2 separate regions of the Homo sapiens genome follow, and region 2 is linked to region 1. The links are chromatin contacts, found by Hi-C or POLR2A ChIA-PET in ENCODE. All regions are on one chromosome and are shown on one strand. Each heading gives the region's core, a stretch centred on a gene start or an enhancer-like site at or near the end of the contact. The rest is flanking DNA. Distances are from core to core; before and after follow the strand shown. Region 1 holds the start of JOSD2 (Josephin domain containing 2). Region 2 holds the start of NUP62 (nucleoporin 62).

Evidence for each region. A loop is a pair of places that touch in the nucleus more often than their neighbours do. ChIA-PET counts read pairs that join two places held with the same protein, here RNA polymerase II (POLR2A). Pooled maps may share reads with other maps.
Region 2: a loop to region 1 is called in a map of CD4-positive, alpha-beta T cell, with 7 times the contacts of the local background. The contact joins the promoter of NUP62 here to the promoter of JOSD2 in region 1. A Hi-C loop is called at or near these places in 2 of 168 maps with a recorded cell type or tissue (CD4-positive, alpha-beta T cell and chondrocyte), 2 of 37 single-sample maps with no recorded cell type and 9 of 50 pooled maps. POLR2A ChIA-PET finds 5 or more read pairs at or near these places in 1 of 52 experiments (naive thymus-derived CD8-positive, alpha-beta T cell).

What each region holds. Positions count from the first base shown.
Region 1 is chr19:50,507,180-50,514,341 of GRCh38, reverse strand. JOSD2 (Josephin domain containing 2) reads left to right here and starts at 3,151. Exons shown (of 5, transcript NM_001270639.2): 1 at 3,151-3,225; 2 at 3,894-4,056; 3 at 6,643-6,768. The coding sequence starts at 3,911. It overlaps ASPDH (aspartate dehydrogenase domain containing), which reads left to right and starts at 429. Exons shown (of 7, transcript NM_001114598.2): 1 at 429-570; 2 at 926-1,070; 3 at 1,331-1,415; 4 at 1,532-1,681; 5 at 1,762-1,982; 6 at 2,052-2,206; 7 at 2,569-2,739. The coding sequence starts at 519. The coding sequence ends at 2,612. LOC124904747 (a long non-coding RNA gene) reads right to left here and starts at 2,924. Exons shown (of 3, transcript XR_007067300.1): 1 at 2,871-2,924. RefSeq lists enhancers at 1,957-2,546, 2,850-2,969, 3,464-3,970, 3,971-4,478 and a silencer at 3,170-3,299.
Region 2 is chr19:49,928,254-49,932,539 of GRCh38, reverse strand. It overlaps NUP62 (nucleoporin 62), which reads left to right and starts at 3,036. Exons shown (of 3, transcript NM_016553.5): 1 at 3,036-3,214. ATF5 (activating transcription factor 5) reads right to left here and starts at 3,335. Exons shown (of 3, transcript NM_001193646.2): 1 at 3,140-3,335; 2 at 1,512-1,808; 3 at 1-118. The coding sequence starts at 1,689. It also overlaps a transcript of IL4I1 not described here. RefSeq lists silencers at 2,546-2,595, 3,446-3,505.

The DNA.
Region 1 (7,162 bases), core at 1,902-4,401:
CAGGGCTCCCGCTGCCTCTGGGAGGGCTAGGGCCACGGCCAGGCTGAAGCCTCCCTCAGACCTTAGCCGCCTGAGGACAAGGAGGAGAGGTGAGCACGAGGGGACAGACAGAGCCCAGAGTCCCTGTCACCATCTCTTCTCCCAACCCAAAGCAAGATGCAGTTTCCATGACAACCTGGCCGGCCAGAGAGGGGGCAGGGGACTGCAGAGGAAACTTTCCACATCAGCAGGGAGAAAGAGGGTGTGCTGCAGGGGAAAGGGGGGCACGCAGGGTTCCCAGAACCCCCGGTCACCATGCTCACTGTGCTGGACCCGGGAAAGTGGACAGAGCACAGGGAAGGGTTCTCCCGCCTCCACTCCCGCAGGCCCACGCCCCCACGCTGGGCCTGCGGGGAAGGGGGAAGACTGAGCCCAGAGGCTCAAGGGTCAGATGTCCAAAGAGCAGCGGCTGCCCAGGCCTTGTGCAGCGGGCAGCGAGCAGCCCAGGGAGCCAGGCCCCAGACACCGCACTCAGGGCCATGGCCGACAGGGGCCCGTGGAGGGTGGGCGTGGTGGGCTATGGCCGCCTCGGTGAGTCCCTGACCATCCTTGGCCTCCTTCCCCAAACCCCTTCCTAAAGCTCCCAAGACTCTCTGCCCTCCACAAACACTTTTTTCTCTCTCTATCTGCCCCTGGCTGTGTCTCTGGGTCTGCCCACTGCACCCCCACCCCAGGTCTCTGTCCTCTCCGTCTCTGTCTCCCTTCTCTCTGGGCCTCTGTCCACCCCACTGTGTCTCTGCCCTGCCCCCATCTCTGTCTCCCTACCCCGCAATCTGAGTCTGTCCCCACCTCCTCTCTCTCTGGGTCTCTGTCCCCACCTCCTCTCTCTCTGGGTCTCTGTCCCCCTCTCTCTGGATCTCTAGCCCTCTCCTTTCCCTCTCCCCAGGACAGTCCCTCGTCTCCCGCCTCTTGGCTCAGGGACCAGAACTTGGCCTAGAACTTGTTTTTGTCTGGAATCGTGACCCAGGACGAATGGCAGGGAGCGTGCCCCCTTCCCTGCAGCTCCAGAACCTTGCTGCCCTTGGGGAAAGGTCAGTGACCTTGCCATGGGAGAGTGGAGCTCCCTGAAGCTCCTGTCCTGGCTCTCTTAGCCACTGTGTGATCTCAGGGGTTCCCTGACCCTCTCTGGGCCTTGGTTCAAGCAAATGTGAAACAGGACGAACCCATTCATCTCATTTCGCCTCCCAGGTCAGGGAGAAGAAGGGCAGCCCTCAGTAGACTCGGAGGGAACCTTGGGGAGAAGAGGCCTAATACCTCTCCAAGACCCTCCGCCCTCTTTCCCCTCTCCCAGGCGCCCTGATCTGGTTGTGGAAGTGGCCCATCCCAAAATAATCCATGAATCTGGGGCACAAATCCTGCGCCATGCCAATCTCCTGGTAAGCCCCACCCCAACCATTTACGCAGAGCCCTGCCCCTTCTGTCTTGGTCTCACCCCACCCTGAAGTGGATATCCTTCCCTGACCTCAACCCTCCCCTCCTTCATCCACCCCAGGTGGGGTCCCCCTCAGCTCTAAGTGACCAGACCACAGAGCGGCAGCTCTTGGAGGCCTCACAGCACTGGGACCACGCCGTGTTTGTGGCCCGAGGGGCCCTGTGGGGCGCTGAGGACATCAGGAGATTGGATGCAGCTGGGGGCCTCCGGGTGAGGCCTGCTGGGCTCCCCAGGAACCAGGGGAGGCCTGCAAAGACCCCACTCCCCCTAACCCGGGCTCTTGCTTCCAGAGCCTTCGTGTCACCATGGCCACACACCCCGATGGCTTCCGGCTTGAGGGACCCCTGGCTGCAGCCCACAGCCCTGGGCCTTGCACTGTGCTCTACGAAGGCCCTGTCCGTGGGCTCTGCCCCTTTGCCCCGCGAAATTCCAACACCATGGCGGCGGCTGCCCTGGCTGCCCCCAGCCTGGGCTTCGATGGGGTGATTGGGGTGCTCGTGGCTGATACCAGGTGAGCAGAGCTAAGCAGGGTGTTGGGCTGAGTCCAGGCTCTCCAGACTGACTGCCCCTCTTGTCCCAGCCTCACGGACATGCACGTGGTGGATGTAGAGCTGAGCGGACCCCGGGGCCCCACGGGCCGAAGCTTTGCTGTGCACACCCGCAGAGAGAACCCTGCCGAGCCAGGCGCGGTCACCGGCTCCGCCACCGTCACGGCCTTCTGGCAGAGCCTCCTGGGTGCGGCCAGGCCCCTCTCCCCCGGCCCTGGGCTCCTGTGTTCTGCAGAGCTTGGGGGTCCCGGGCTCTCACTAGTTCTGCAGTTCTGGTTCTGTATTTGTTGACCTTTCTTTCTTTCTGACCTTTATTTCCTTAACCTCTCTCCATGACTTTGAATCCTGGCACTGTAGATGTCTCCATTTGTGCCCGCCTCTGATCGAGACTCTCTCTGTCTCTGTCCACCCCCAGGGCTCTGTCCCGCTCTCTCCGGGTCTTCCTCCACCGCCCCCCTGCCCTGTCCCCTCCTCCCACCACTGCCTCCCCCAGGCGTCTGTCTCCTCATCTCTCCTCTGTCTCATTCGCTCATTCCCCTCTCCCCGCAGCCTGCTGCCAGCTCCCCTCCAGGCCGGGGATCCATCTCTGCTGAGAAGCCTCCTCCCTCCCGAGACAAGATCATCTGCCTGGCCTCTCACCACCACCATCCCACCCCTGCCCTGCCCCACTTCCCCAGGGTCTCCCTTCTGACTCAGTAAAGATCACCGCTGCCTCCCCCCGCACCGCCTGGCGTCTCTGATCCCTTTCCCTTGTGTGACGTCACGCTGCGTCTGCGCACCGCGCATGACGCCATCGCCGGGGGCGAGCACCCATGAGAGCGCGGCGCCAGGAAGCTATCGCGAGAGCCTACCTACTAAGTTTCCTAGAATCTCTGAGCAGTAGTGGGCGCGGCCGTATGCGAAAGAAGGGCCTCTGAGGCGCACTTCCGGGACCTGCCGCGGAGCCCGACGGAAGTTGTAGTGCGGCATTTCCTAGGCCCGACGGCCGACTTCAGGGCCACGCGGCCCGGGCGTTCCGTGTGGAGCAGGAGTCCCGCGGGGCCCCACGGGAGTCGTAGTCCGGCGCGCGGGGATCACCGGGAGCTGTAGTCCGTCCCGCCTGCCCAGTCAGCGCGGTGTTGCCCGCCCCGCACTCGGAGCCCAGAGCCGCCGCCCAGGAAGGGGATGCGGAAACCCCTGGCTCGGTGGAGCGGAGAGGCAGGCGGGGTGAGGGGCGTTGCCAGGCAAAGGGCGAGCGCCGTGGCTGGGGTGCGGGTCGGCGAAGGGCTCCATTCCTTGGTGTCCGGGGAGGGGGCCTGGTTGCTGGGTGATAGGAAGAGGAACTCCTGTTGCTTAGTGACTGGGGAGGGGGCCCCGTTGCCAGGTGACAAGAGCAGAGAGCCTCGCTGCTACATGACCGGGGAAGGGGAGTCTTCTGTTGCTAGGAGACCAGAGGGGACCCTATCACCTAGAGACAGGGGAGGAGGATTCTCTATTGCTAGGTGCTCGGAGGACAGACTTTGTTACCTAGTGCGGTGGGGAGGGGGCTTTGTTGCTAGGTAACCACAGAGCGCCCTGGTTACCTAGGGACGGGGAGGCAGGTTCCTCTGTTGCTAGGTGACCATGATAGGGACCCTTTTACTTAGAGACCTGGTGAGGGTGGTTTTCTGTTGCTAGGGGAGCAGAAGAGACAGCGTTTTTCGTAGGAATAGGAATAAGGGATGGAGGGACGTGTGCTGCCAGGAGACTGCCAGGGAGCGGGGTCAGGGGCCCAGTGTCTTCCTGGGCTGCTCCGAGTCCCAGCTCAATCAATGGCGATGCCCCAAAGGCCTGCTGGGAGGCTGGACCTCTAGATCCCGGGCCCCTGAGGACCTTCTCCCCCTCCCAACCCCCAGCAGGAGCCGAGGACGGCATGTCCCAGGCCCCGGGAGCACAGCCGAGCCCACCCACCGTGTACCACGAACGGCAGCGCCTGGAGCTGTGTGCTGTCCACGCCCTCAACAACGTTCTGCAGCAGCAGCTCTTTAGCCAGGAGGCTGCCGATGAGATCTGCAAGAGGTGACCGTCACCCACCCCAGCCCCTGGAGCAGCAGAGCTCTGGCGGAGTGACCCACCTGGGTCTCGCCGCCAGGCAGGCGCTGAGCCTTGGGGGCTTTCTTCTGCTCCGCGCTCACTTGCCTAAGCTAGACGCTGGGACTCTGGGGAGATGTTGCCTCCTGTGCCTGTCTGTCCCTGTGGCCTCAGCCCCAGCCAGACCTCAATCCAGTGGTTCTTTCTTTTTTTTTTTTTTTTGAGACTGAGTCTCACTCTGTTGCCCAGGCTGGAGTGCAGTTGCGCGATCTCGCTCACTGCGAGCTCGGCCTCCCGGGTTCATGCCATTCTCCTGCCTCAGCCTCCCGAGTAGCTGGGACTACAGGCACCCGCCACCACGCCCGGCTAATTTTTTGTATTTTTAGTAGAGACGGGGTTTCACCATGTTAGCCGGGATGGTCTCAATCTCCTGACCTCGTGATCCACCCGCCTCGGCCTCCCAAAGTGCTAGGATTACAGGCGTGAGCCACTGCACCCGGCCCAGTGGTTCTTTCTTTAGAGACAAGGTCTGGCTGGTCTTGAACTCCTGAGCTTAAGTGATCCTCCCACCTCAGCCTCCCCAGTAGCTGGGATTACAGGCTCACCCAGCTTCAGGCATCTCTTATCTGGGCCCTGTCACAGCTCTCCAGTCCATCCTAAACACGCCCCCGCCCTACTCAGGGCCCTCCTCATAGCGGAGGCCGAGCCTGCCTCCGCATCTTCAGCCCTCACGGCCCCCCTCAAACCAGACTCTCCACTCCCGTGAGCCCTTCTGTGCGGCCTCTGGGCTTCCAGGTACTTCTTTCTGCCCGGCATGGCTTCCTTCTCTGCCAGCATGGAATGTTCCTCTTCACTATTCACAATGTCCAACATCACTCTTTGGCCGGGCGCAGTGGCTCACACCTGTAATCCCAACACTTTGGGAGGCTGAGGCGGGTGGATCACTTGAGGTCAGGAATTCCAGACCAGCCTGGCCAACAGGGCGAAACCCCGTCTCTACTAAAAAATAAAAATAAATAAAAAATAAAATTAGCTGGGCGTGGTGGCACATGTCTGTAGTCCCAGCTACTCTGGAGGCTAAGGTGGGAGAATTGCTTGAAGCTGGGAGACAGAGGTTTCAGTGAGCCGGGCAACAGAGCAAGACTGTCTCAAAAAAAAAAAAAAAAAAAATCACTCCTTTACCATCTCTCACTCCCTCCTCTCTGTCCCCATGTCCCTGGCCCCAGCTCAGGCCTGACCCTCTCCTGCCCAGCCTGCCCATGGCCTCCAGTCTGTCCCTGCCTTCAGTCCCCACTTGATCCTAGAGAGTCTTTCTACACCTGGAGATGGCCCTGCCTCCCCTGCCTCTTGCTCCAAGCCTCCTCCGGCTCTCGGACATCTTAAGAGTCCCAGCCCCTCAGACTGATTATTATGGTATTTAGTCATCTCCTCTATCATTCGCAACAAGGACCCATCAGCTCTTTCATACAAAAGCCATGCTGGAGACCCTGAGATGACTCAGACACAAGTGCCAGCCTAAGGGTGGTGAGGGAAACACACACACACACACACACACACACACACACACACACACACGAGCGTTTTCCTCCCATGTCCTGCCTGCCCAGGGTCCAGATAGGGAACAGAGGTGCAGCTGTTCAGAGGCAGGGCCCAGAGACAAGTGGTGACAGGCGGAAGAGCCTTCCTAGGCAGGGGAAGAGCTGGAGGAAAGGTTGGCGGGGGTGGGGCGGGAGGCGGTGGGCACCGGGGATGTGGCTGGGGACAGGGGACCAGGAAGGAGGGTGCTGAGGCTCTGAGGTGAGGCCACCAGAGCCAGACCACGCAGGGCCTTGTGGGACTCTGTCCTGGGGGAAATGAGGCAGCAGAGTGGGCTGTGAGCAGGGGAGGGGTGAGGGCAACCCCGTGGGAGAAGCAAGCAGTGTTAAATCAGGGTGATGCGGGCAGCTGTCATCGTTGAGGTGGCTCAGTTCACTGGGGGAGCCCAGACAGGGCCCCGATCCAGCCTGGAGGTCAGGAGGCTCCTCTCAGAGGACGTGACATCTGAGGTGGGCCTTGAAGGACAGAGGAAGGGACTGGCGGAGGGACAGGGACTTTGTCCAAGGCATTGGGGAGCCATGGGAGAGCTGAGAGCAGGAGAGGGCCAGGGCCGTGTGGGAATGGACTGGAGGGAGGCTGGAGGCTGCGGGAGAAGACAGAGCCCATCTGGGGCCTTGGGGACAGGGCAGAGTCAGGGCAGGAGAGACAGGACTTGGGGACAGGGCAGAGTCAGGGCAGGAGAGACAGGACTTGGGGACAGGGCAGAGTTGGGGCAGGAGAGGCAGGACTTGGGGACAGGGCAGAGTCGGGGCAGGAGAGGCAGGACTTGGGGACAGGGCAGAGTCAGGGCAGGAGAGACAGGACTTGGGGACAGGGCAGAATTGGGGCAGGAGAGGCAGGACTTGGGGGTGGATGAGTTGTGGGGTCTGAAGCGGGGAGAGTCAAAGGCTGAGGCAACTTGTGGCCCCTGGGACCCCCATTTTGTGGGGAGGCCTTTCCAGGGGTCCCCACCTCAGCTCTGGCCACCCCCACTACCAGGTTGGCCCCAGACTCCCGGCTGAACCCTCATCGCAGCCTCCTGGGCACCGGCAACTATGATGTCAATGTGATCATGGCCGCTCTGCAGGGGCTGGGCCTGGCCGCCGTGTGGTGGGACAGGAGGAGGTAGGCCCCAGAGCAGCACAGCATGTGCTGGGCCGGGCACAGAGGGCACCCTATAGTGTGAGCCTGTTGGGGGGCAGGGAGGGGAATGTGGCTGGGGGAGGTTGGCATGAATGTGGGAAGCCTGGCACTGATGGGTTGAAAGGGGGAGATCAGGTGGTCGATGGGCTGAGATGCTGGGTGGATGATGGTTACTGGGTGAATGCTGAGTAGGCCGTTGGATGTGTTGGGTCAGGGGGAGTGAAGTGATGGGTGTTCCTGGGCAATGGGCAGCAGACAGGAGGCTGGGGAGTTGGGTGGATGAATGGGAAGTTTTGATGGCCGGCTGGCCAGTGGCTGGGCATGTGGCTGGTGGATGAGGGGTAGACCAATGGCAGGGGGGTCAAGAGTGAGTGAG
Region 2 (4,286 bases), core at 1,787-4,286, 580 kb after region 1:
TCCAGGTCAGGTGGGGTTGGGGAAGGTTGGGGGAGGGTGCCGGGGGGTAAGGGAGGCTCCAGAGGGAGGAGAGCTGTGAAATCAACTCGCTCAGTCATCCAGTCAGAGAAGCCATCACCTGGGATTAAAGTGGGGAGGGACACAAAATTCCCTGAGTTGCTGGTCTTCTGCGTAGTTGGGTGCTGACTCACGTCTCATTCAGGTGCATCTGTCCCATTCATTCAGTAAAACAACTAACCACTGAATCATCAAACCAGTCAATAAACCAACAAACCAGTGAAGAAACCAATAAACCAGTCAACGAACCAACCAACAATCAACCATCTAACCACCCAGTCAACCAACCAACCAACCAACCAACCAATGAACTAGTCGACCAATCAATCAGGGAATCGGTCAACCAACCAAATAAATCAGTCAACCAACCAATCAACCCATTAATCAACCAATGAACCAGTTAACCAAAACCCAACAAATTAGCCAATGAAAGAATCAGTCTTAACCCATAAGAGGGTCCAGGAGAAAAAAAAAATTAAAAAAGAAAAAAAGAACCAGCCAACCAACCAATGACTCAAGCAACAGTCAACCAAGCATTTCTTCAACCATTCCAACATCTCCTTTACCGAGTACTCTGTATCTGTGGTGTCTCTATTCTCTCTTTTTAAAAGGCAAACTAGATCACATTACACACACAGATACACACGCACATATGCCTTGTTTCATCTTTACTCATTAATTATTGAAAACCCACTATGTGCCAAGCATTTGGGATACAGTAATGAATGAAATGATTCCTGCCTCCTGAGGGCTTCTGCATATACAGTTCCCTCCAACTAAAATGCTCTTCCCTTGGGTGTTTTCCTCATTCCTTCCCTACTTTTTTTTTATTTTAAGGGATAGGGTTTCACTCTGTTGCCCAGGCTGCAGTGCAGTGGCATCATCTTGGCTCACTGCAGCCTAGACCTCCCAGGCTCAAGCGATCCTCCCACCTCAGCCTCCCAAGTAGCTGTGACTACAAGCGTGAGCCACCATGCCTGGCTAATTTTTTTTTTCCTATAGATATGAGGTCTCGCTATGTTGCCCACGTCCTGAACTCCTGGACTAAAGCAATTCTCCCCGCTTGGCCTCCCAAAGTGCTGGGATTACAGGCCATCATGCCTGGCTTCCTTCCCATCATTTATGCCTCAGTCAACATGTTACCTACTTGGAGAAGGTTTTCTGGCTACCCATTCTATATTAGGTCCCCTTTGTCATTTTGTAGCTCAGCTGCTAGGTGTTTTTGACTTATTCCAATACACTCTCATTTAATTTATCTCTGGTCTACTCCCCACAGTGTGAGCTGCTGGAAGGCACAGACCATGTTCTTCTTGTTCCCAGCCGTATCCTCAGCACCTAAAACAGTGCCTGGCACATTGTAGGCACTCAATATTTATTGAATACATGGATGAGTTCTTCCTCCCCCATCTTCCCCTGCCCTCCACTCCCCAGCTCCACCTTCCACCTGCCCTTACCTGCCAGGGGCTCTCCCCCCACTGGAAGCCCGCCCTCCAGGGCTCCCCCAAGGACCTCATAGGGAGCCAGGGGGGCAGGGGCCGGGGGGAGTTTCCCATAGTCTACGAGCCATCCCAGCCCACTAGCTGGGAGCAGGGCCCTGTCCAGCTCCAGCCCCAGGGTCGCCAGGAGTGACATGGCTGTAGCACAGGTGCTGGGCACTGATGGCAACAGGAGAGGCTGCACCAGCAGCTGGCACGAGGCTCTGGAGGATGCTCAGGTGGGCGAAGACAGGCACCAAGGCGAAAGTGGAAGACCTACACGCGTGAGACAAGAGTGGGTGTGGTCAGGACAGCGTCATCCACCGGCCAAAATCAAGGGGAAGCCAAGCCACACCCCCAGGCACGTCCATGAGGCTCCTCCCTCCCCCTTCCAACCACCGTTTAGAACACTAAGCCTCAGCCTCTCCGAATTCTAAATTTGCCCTTTCTTTACCCAAATCTCTGAGCCCCACCCACTCCCAAGGGAATTTCTTTAGGTCCTAAAGTAGGACCGATGCCCCACCCCTTCCCCCAATACAGAAAAAAAAAACCTAAAGGTCTCCCAGGGGAATTACCTTAGGCCCCTCCCATCCACCTCAGAATATTTCGCCTCAAGGAAAAACTCAATCCCAGGGACATTTTCTTCCAGCCACGCCCCTTCCTCTAAAATATTTCCTTTTGGCCCCACTGCCTTCCTAGCTTCCATCCCAAACCAGTTCCCAGGGGAACTGCCCCAGGCCGCAGCCCTTCAGCAATGTTATCCACTCAAATCCCACTCCTCGCTCTGCCGCTGCCCCTCCAAGCCCCGCCCCTCATTGTTTATTTAGCTCCGCCCCTCCCCCGATTCCCCAGAGGCCCCGCCTCTTTGTCACATCGAAACCCCACCCCTCAACTAACGGTTGGTTTAGCCCCGCCCCTTCTCACAATGTGCTTCCGAAATCCCACCCATCGTGACGACAGTGGTTCTATCCCCACCCACTTAGAGGGTTGCCTCTGGGTCCCGCCTTCTGCCCTGTCAATCTAAGCCAGTCCCCGCCTCAGCAGGTGCCTGGTTTAAAAGGAAGGAAGCTGGGCTGTGAGCCAGAGCAACGTGGGGCAGGGAGGGTGGAGGAGGGTAGAGGGGGCACGCGGAGAACGGCTACCCGAACGCCACCCGTCCACACGCGGCTCTGCGCCGAGGGCCAAGGCGCATGCTACGTCGCCCGAGCGGTCCAATTGCCTTTACACCTCCGCCCTCTTGGGGATCAATGCGCATGTGCGGCCATTCAGGGTCCGCAGCTCTTTCACTACGGGGCACTGGTGGGCTACTGCGCAGGAACAACCAAGCACGAAGAATCGTTTAGAAAAAAAAAAAACACACCCTCCCCTGGAGTGCTCAGGCCCAGCTGCACGCGGGCTGACAAACATCGAGTCTAGAACTCTCCCACCCGGCCCCGGGCCCAGTGCGCATGCGCAGCCGCGCGCCTTCGGCCCACCGTACTACTTCTGCGCCTGCGCGACCGTGATTCCCCGCTCGCGACTCCCCACCCCCCAGGGCTCCCTAAAGAGGGCCACGAGCTGCGAAAGGGCGGGAAAGGCAGTTGGAGAAGAGGTAAGCGGTTACTCACTCCATGGCTGCAGCAAGGAGAGGCGGCGGCGGCCTCGGCTGAAGAAAGAAGGTGGGAGCGGAGAGCGCAGGCGTGGTGAGCGCGGAGACGGGCCGGGGGCACAAAGGGGTCGAGGCTACAGAGCCATGGCCGGGGCTACGCAGGCAGAGGCGGCGACACTGTAGTGAGAAGAGACTGTGATCCGAGGACAGGGAATGAGGCGGCCCCGGGGACTGGGGACAGATATATACTGGGTGGCGGAGCACGGCCCTCCCGGATCCTTCCGCGCCCCGCCCTCGCGCGGCCCCAACCGGGAGGCAGCCGGGTCCCCTCCTCCTGGGGATCAGGGGATCCGAGCCTTTCCTTCCCACTCCTAGGGTCCGGGACCCTCCTCCCTCTCAGCTGGGGATCCGACCTCTTCCCTCTGAGCCGGGGATCCAGCCCTCTCCTTGTGGCTCCGGGGTCTGGTTTCCTCCTCCTGACTCTAAGCTCTGGTTTCTTTCTCTTTCTGCCTCTGAGGTCTGGGCCTGCTTCCTCCTGTGATTTTGAGGATCCAGCCTCATTCTCTTCCCGCAGACCTGCACCAGTTCATTTCTCTTTCCCTTTCCTTGCTTGCAGAATTTCCTGCCAGTCACTTTTCACTTCTTCATCCCCCAGCTGCTGACTCTGAGAAACCCTCGTGGGTTAGAGTCCAGCATGAGTCACAGCACTCTCCCAAATACAGACCTGCCAGGATGGCCTCGGGCAAATAACTTAAGTTCTCTTACTTCATTTCCCTATCTGTAAAATAAGAAAAATCAACTCGCCTGGTGGGTTTATGAGACTCAAATAAGACGATGTCTGGCAAGCCTTATGCACAGAGCTCAACTCATACATTCCTGTTCAACTGTTTTTTTTTTTTGAGACGGAGTCTCTCCGTCTCTGTCGCCCAGGCTGGAGTGCAGTGGCGCGATCTCGGCTCACTGCAAACTCCGCCTCCCAGGTTCACGCCATTCTCCTGCCTCAGCCTCCCGAGTAGCTGGGACTACAGGCGCCCGCCACCACGCCCGGCTAATTTTTTGTATTTTTAGTAGAGACGGGGTTTCACTGTGTTAGCCAGGATGGTCTCAATTTCCTGGCCTCGTGATCCGCCCGCCTCGGCCTCCCAAAGTGCTGGGATTACAGGCGT